2 separate regions of the Homo sapiens genome follow, and region 2 is linked to region 1. A link is a loop called in an ENCODE intact Hi-C map of the cell type or tissue named here. Cell type or tissue: mesothelial cell of epicardium. All regions are shown on one strand. Each heading gives the region's core, and the rest is flanking DNA. Links, peaks and the distances in the headings are about the cores only.

Evidence for each region. A loop is a pair of places that touch in the nucleus more often than their neighbours do. Peaks named below come from ENCODE experiments on the same cell type or tissue, not always from the same donor. Only the 100,000 strongest peaks of a DNase experiment are listed, where the experiment ranks them.
Region 2: a loop joins it to region 1, with 11 times the contacts of the local background. A loop is called at or near these places in 66 of 110 quality-filtered maps.

What each region holds. Positions count from the first base shown.
Region 1 is chr6:39,891,248-39,894,159 of GRCh38, forward strand. DAAM2 (dishevelled associated activator of morphogenesis 2) reads left to right here. Exons shown (of 25, transcript NM_001201427.2): 18 at 94-200; 19 at 387-475. DAAM2-AS1 (DAAM2 antisense RNA 1) reads right to left here. Exons shown (of 4, transcript NR_125831.1): 2 at 376-516; 3 at 59-132. Among named protein-coding and RNA genes, the nearest start is that of DAAM2-AS1, 4.7 kb to the right of the region's middle. In mesothelial cell of epicardium, for the core only: no CTCF peak of the experiment used is centred there; a DNase peak (open chromatin) is centred at 1,454.
Region 2 is chr6:39,385,956-39,388,867 of GRCh38, forward strand. The region is part of intron 15 of KIF6 (kinesin family member 6); the gene reads right to left. It overlaps LOC107986594 (a long non-coding RNA gene), which reads left to right. Exons shown (of 4, transcript XR_001744111.2): 4 at 2,354-2,912. Among named protein-coding and RNA genes, the nearest start is that of KCNK16, 65 kb to the left of the region's middle. In mesothelial cell of epicardium, for the core only: no CTCF peak of the experiment used is centred there; no DNase peak of the experiment used is centred there.

The DNA of each region.
Region 1 (2,912 bases), core at 155-2,654:
CATCTTGACCCAAGTCAGTACAGCTTCTCACACCCTGTACCCCATGTCTGCTGCTCACCAGTTGCTTGTGTGACTTGCGCCTGCTCTTTGCAGCTCCTCAAGTTCATCCCAGAGAAGAGTGACATTGACCTCCTGGAGGAGCACAAGCATGAAATTGAGCGGATGGCCCGTGCTGACCGCTTCCTCTATGAAATGAGCAGGTTGGGCCATGGGCATGGTGGGGATTCAAGCAGGTGGGGTTCTGGCAGGTGGGGCAGGTGGGGCTCTGCCAAGAGGAAGGGGATGGAGGTGGGCAGGCTTGAGAGGAGACTGGAGCTGGCTCCGGGAGCTGGGGCTGGCCAGGATAGGGGTGGGATACCTCAAGATATGGTTCACCTTGTCTACAGGATTGACCACTACCAGCAGCGACTGCAAGCCCTCTTCTTCAAGAAGAAATTCCAGGAGCGGCTGGCTGAGGCAAAGCCCAAAGTGGAAGGTAGGGCTGAGGGTTGCAGGAGGCTTAGAGTGGAGAGTTATCTGAGAAAGGCAGGGTGGGTGGGAGCCAGTGAATAGGGGCAGAGGGAAACCCCTTTCTTATTCTCAACCCAAAAACAAAAACAAAAAGTCAAAGACAAAATCTAAAATGATGATTATTATAAAAATATGCACTTGCTTATATTAGCACATGCGCCAACCTTGTGACATGTTCCTTATGCCTCAGCATGCAAGCTCTCCAAGGTGGGGCGTCTGTTGACATCTGCCCCAGCATGGGATGGAAAGGTAGAAAAGATAATAATAGCCACACCTACAACAGTGCCTGGCTGGGACTGAGCTCATCAGTCTTTACTCTACTTAAGAGGTACTAGGCTCATAGAAGACTTCTGGGCACGTTAGTTTAAGTGTGAGCCATTCAGAAAGTAGGAAATTGCACAAGCTGATTTCTAAAGGCATCTGATTTTCTGAGTCAGGAACACTTCCAATACAGGCCATTTCCAGATGAGAAATTTGTAGTTCAATGAGAACCATGCGCCAAGCACTGTGTGAAGCACTCTGCTTGGTTGGTCCTCATTTGGTCATCACAGCAATCGCACGGGTGGGTGCTATTATTAATTTCCATGTGGCTCCATTCTCTCCTTTCTAAAGTAGGGCTGTGTTAATGTCCCGAGGCTGTGACACTGGTGAGTGGTGGAACCAGGGTAGGAATGCAGATGCTGATCTTCAAAATCAGTCCCTTCCCTCTTGTCCCCTAGTACTCCCCAGGGGCTGCCTGTGCTGATGGCACAGCAGGGAGGGGCGTGGAGTTGTTGGGAGAGGCAGGAGGTCAGGACGGTGGGCAGAGACATGTGGACCCAGGAGGCAATAAGCAGGAGAGGCTGGGAGGCTCATTTGTGGGGAGGACAGGGTCAGCAGAGTGGAGCAAGAAAGCCTGTTTCCAGGATGTTGAGGTTACCAGGCTGGGGGCAGAACAGAGCATGGGCACCCCCTGCTGGACACCAGGGCCAGTCAGTACTCCCTGAGATGCCCAGTCCAGAGAGCAACCCTTCCTGAAATCCATTGAGATGCTTCAGGGATAGTCTATGGATAGGGTGGAGCATGCAGAGCTAAGGCAGACATTTTCTGTAATCAGATCTTGTTCCCCCTCACACTACACACACACACAGCAAGGGACCTGCAGGTGGTAAGCATAGATAATCAATCAAGAGGGAAAGAGAGCAGCAGTGACTCTCTATTTCTAAGGTCTGGCCATATCTCCTGCCCTGGTGATGGGTGAATCCTTATCTTCTTCACAACTTTCTTTCATCCTGCTGCAGACTGCCTTTGGAGCATGCAGCACAAGTAAGGGGTTCAGCCCAAGACATGTGTGCACAACTATTTGTATGTCTTGGGTCAGTGGAACAAATGTGAGCAATTGCCATTTGGAGATTTGGAACCAGAGTAGCTTAGCCATCAGAAAGGTTTAATCTCAGACAGTTTCCTGCTCCCAGGAGCCTAAGAATTAGTCAGTGGAGGCTGGGTGCGGTGGCTGATGCCTATAATCCCAGCACTTTGGGAGGCCAAGGCGGGCGGATCACAAGGTCAGGAGATTGAGACCACTCTGGCTAACACGGTGAAACCTCGTGTCTACTAAAAAATACAAAAAAATTAGCCGGGCATGGAGGTGGGCACCTGTAGTCCCAGCTATTCAGGAGGCTGAGGCAGGAGAATGGCATGAACCCAGGAGGCGGAGCTGGCAGTGAGCCGACATGGAACCACTGCACTCCAGCCTGGGCAACAGAGCATGACTCCATCTCAAAAAAGAAAAAAAAAAAGAATTAGTCAGTGGATATTCAGGAAAGAGTCTCCATTTGATATCAAGCTAAGCCGAGTAAGATGTGTTTGGGATAGCAAGATCTGCTGGGGAAAGCTACTCTTCTATAGCTCTGCTCTATAATAATTGCTCTGTATAGCAATGGCTGCTGTCCTTGTATAGACCAGACATAAGTCTCTTTCCTCTAAGAGCTAGATAGGAAAGATATGCCTAAAGTTGTGTATTATAGAATCAGATCAGTGTGTGTGACTATAAGTGGAGAAAAGAGGATTGTGCAAAGATGGGATTCTTATTCTTCCTTCCAGTTCTCCCAGGAAGTATTCCTGGAAGAGCTAAGATTTAGCCTATCCCAGCTAGGTGTGATGAGCTGTTGACACCTGCCCTCCTATCCCCAGCAGGGGCTCTGAGTCCATTTGCCAAAAGCTAGTTCACCAAATTTGACAAATTTACCAGTTCTTCTATGAATATATTCATGAACTTACAATTCTTGAATATATTCTTCTTATGAATATATTGCTGAATATACCACATTTACCGATTCTTATTATAAATACATTCACCGAATATAGTCAAGATGAATATGGTTGCAAATGTAATATTCTTATGAATATATTCATGAATATAT
Region 2 (2,912 bases), core at 320-2,819, 510 kb before region 1:
ACTGAGGCCCCTATTCTCTTAAATGGTTCTTTCTATTATTAATAAAGGGAAAAGCAGAATTTGGTCTTTTAATAATATTTAGGCCTACTTTAAAATCCACATCTTTATTTAAGCTACATGAAACTGTGTCAAATAAAAAAAGATGGTGGTTTTAACTGACAATAACCCTAATAGTTGGTCATTTGGTGTGAAACTCATATAATTCTAGTTTACATTAATAAAGGTATGATGCACAGAGAACAGTGATAGTTCCCTTCAGGGAGGTGATAGTTCCACTCTGCTCTACAAGTGAGGAGACATCAGCTGGTATTTGTTCTGGGAGTTACTCTTCATAAGGAACATTTGCAAAATAGAAAATATTCAGAAGATGGTGACTGGAATGGTGAGGGGTCTGAAACCATGCCATCTGAGAAATATTTAAGGTGACATGAGACATTTAGATGTGAAGACAAGACTTGGAGAGGAGGAATGGAGATAATGGCTGTCTTTGAATATCTGAACATTGTCATATGAATTAGAAACAGCTTTATTTTTATCTTGCTCCTGAGGGCAGAAATCAAGTCTAATGAAAGCAGACTTGGGGCTTAATACAAGGAAGAAACAACTCACAATGAGGACTGTCTCAAAATGGATTAAATCTTCTGGCAAAGCAGTGAGCCCCTTCCTGAAAGGGTTCAAGCAGAAGCTGGGTGACCATCTGTTGGGTTGTTAGAGTGAGAATTCCTGCCCTGGGTAGGATCTGGGAGGCAATGACCTCCAGGCTTCCTCCGTCTCTAAAATTCCATGATTTCGTGCATGAAGGAGGGGTGAAACAGCAGCCCGGAGTTTGTTTATGTCCAAGGGCTCAGCACACTTGTTAAAATGTCAGTGCTGTCTGTATGGCATGTCCCATTTGGGGGATGTGATCAGGCCACTGGGGGATTCCAAGAAAGCCTGGAAAATTCATTGCTTCCTTGTTTAAGATATTTCTTTCCTCACATAAGTACATTCTATACCTCCAAGGCTATAGCTGAATTGAGTATTCAAAAGATGAGTAGATGAGGAAGCAGTCACAAGAGACTTTATCATTTATGGAGAGTTTTAGGGCACCTCTAGAATGTTATAATTGGGAGAGATGGCAGAGGTCATTCAGTTCAACTTTGCAGTCAATTTAGGAATCCCTTCTACAGAAGGAAATGGGCATTTCCCTTCTGACTTGTATGTATTCGAGCTATTCCATTAAGTTATATGTAAGGAATTAATTATGTGGAGTTGCATCTGCTTCCCTATAATCTTCAGCTATGTGCCTGGCCTGTTTTCTGGATCAGCACAGAAAAAGATCCTCTGTCATTGGCATAGGATCTTCACATATCTGAGGATGCTATGATTGATTTCTCTACTTCGACTTGCCCTTTATGGAGGTCAAACATCACCAGTCCTTAGGTAATACCTCGGAGGCCACTATCTCCAGACACATCATTGTCTTGGGAAAGGGTCTGGGGCACCTGCATGTCTGTGCCTTGGTTTCCATGTGTCCCTACTGGAGAGAATTATGCATAGAGAGCGTGGCAGGCATTGGGACTAAACAATAATTGCACCCTTATTCCATGTGGGGGAAGGGTGGGAACTTCAGGAGTGTGCTGAGGGGGATTTGGGGAAGTGGAAACTTGACCCAATGATGAGTATTGGTGAACCTGGATCCAACAGGAAAATGACTTGACACCTGAGCCAGCCACAGCCCCAAATGGATCTTTTCCCTACTCAGTGCAATTTGACCCTTATTGTCCATATAAGCAGAGTAAAGAAGTTGGGGACATAAGGCTGCTGCTGGACTGAGACTCTAGGCTGCATCAAACACTGCTGAATTAAATTTTAAGATGGGATAGCACATGCATGCTCCAAATAAAAGGAGATATTGCTGTGACAAATGCAACACACCATTTAGAAACATCTCTTGATTTAGAGTGAGTCATCAAAAGCTTTTTAATCCTGCAGTATGGAGAGTCAGTGGTGCTTTGGTGCCCTGCCTGTTTCCTGGGTATCCGGCACAGCCTTATACCACGAGCCTCTCATATGACTGGGTACTGCCTTCCTAATGAGCCTGGACAGTGGCTTGCTCCTTTAGAGCACACACTGGTTTGCACTGCTTCCTGGAAACTACCTCCCTGCTAATAAGCCTTCCCAGTAATAAGCCTCCCTGACAATGCGCCTCCTGACACATGCTTCCTCAAGTCTGTGCCTCCAAACCCCATGCCTTGACCAGAGTAGGTGTGCTCAACCTGGTATGTTACAATTTCTTCAGCGCCTATTGGAACGACCAAGTTCCTTTTTCCCAAACCCTAAGGAAGTATTTTTTTTTTTTTGGAATGACCAGGTTTAAGGATTCTCCACTGCCCCTGGTTTGGGAGGAGCTGCTCACGTAAATAAAGAGGGGATTTTGCCACCACAAGCATAAATACTCACTCTCAGAACAACGAGGCACCACCAGGGAACAAAAGGTGGGTCTTTATAATGTTACATATTGATAAAGGTTGTTTTACAATGCCGCTAGTGATACTCAGTTTTGGTGAATTGACTAACATCTCCCACCACATGGCAAGTTTTTTTTTATTTCCCCCAAACAAGCTTCCAAAAATAGCCTTATGGCTGATACCTAATTGCATTTCTAACAGAGCTATTCTTCATGTGCAGATAACAGTCTCTGTAACCTGCTGGATCTTGCAGCTTTATGGGTTTTGGCAAAAAAAGGAGTTGAGGGGGATTGCAGAATTCACTCAGCATGCAGCTTGCTGTCATTACCACGGTGATAAATTTGCTGGTTTTGGCCTGGGTTCCTGGACACATCCCCATCCAGAGGTATGGAAAAGAGATGAAATGGAAACAGAGAACTCCCAGCCTGAGGCCGGAGACAGTCTGGGAGGGAAGTAGGGAGC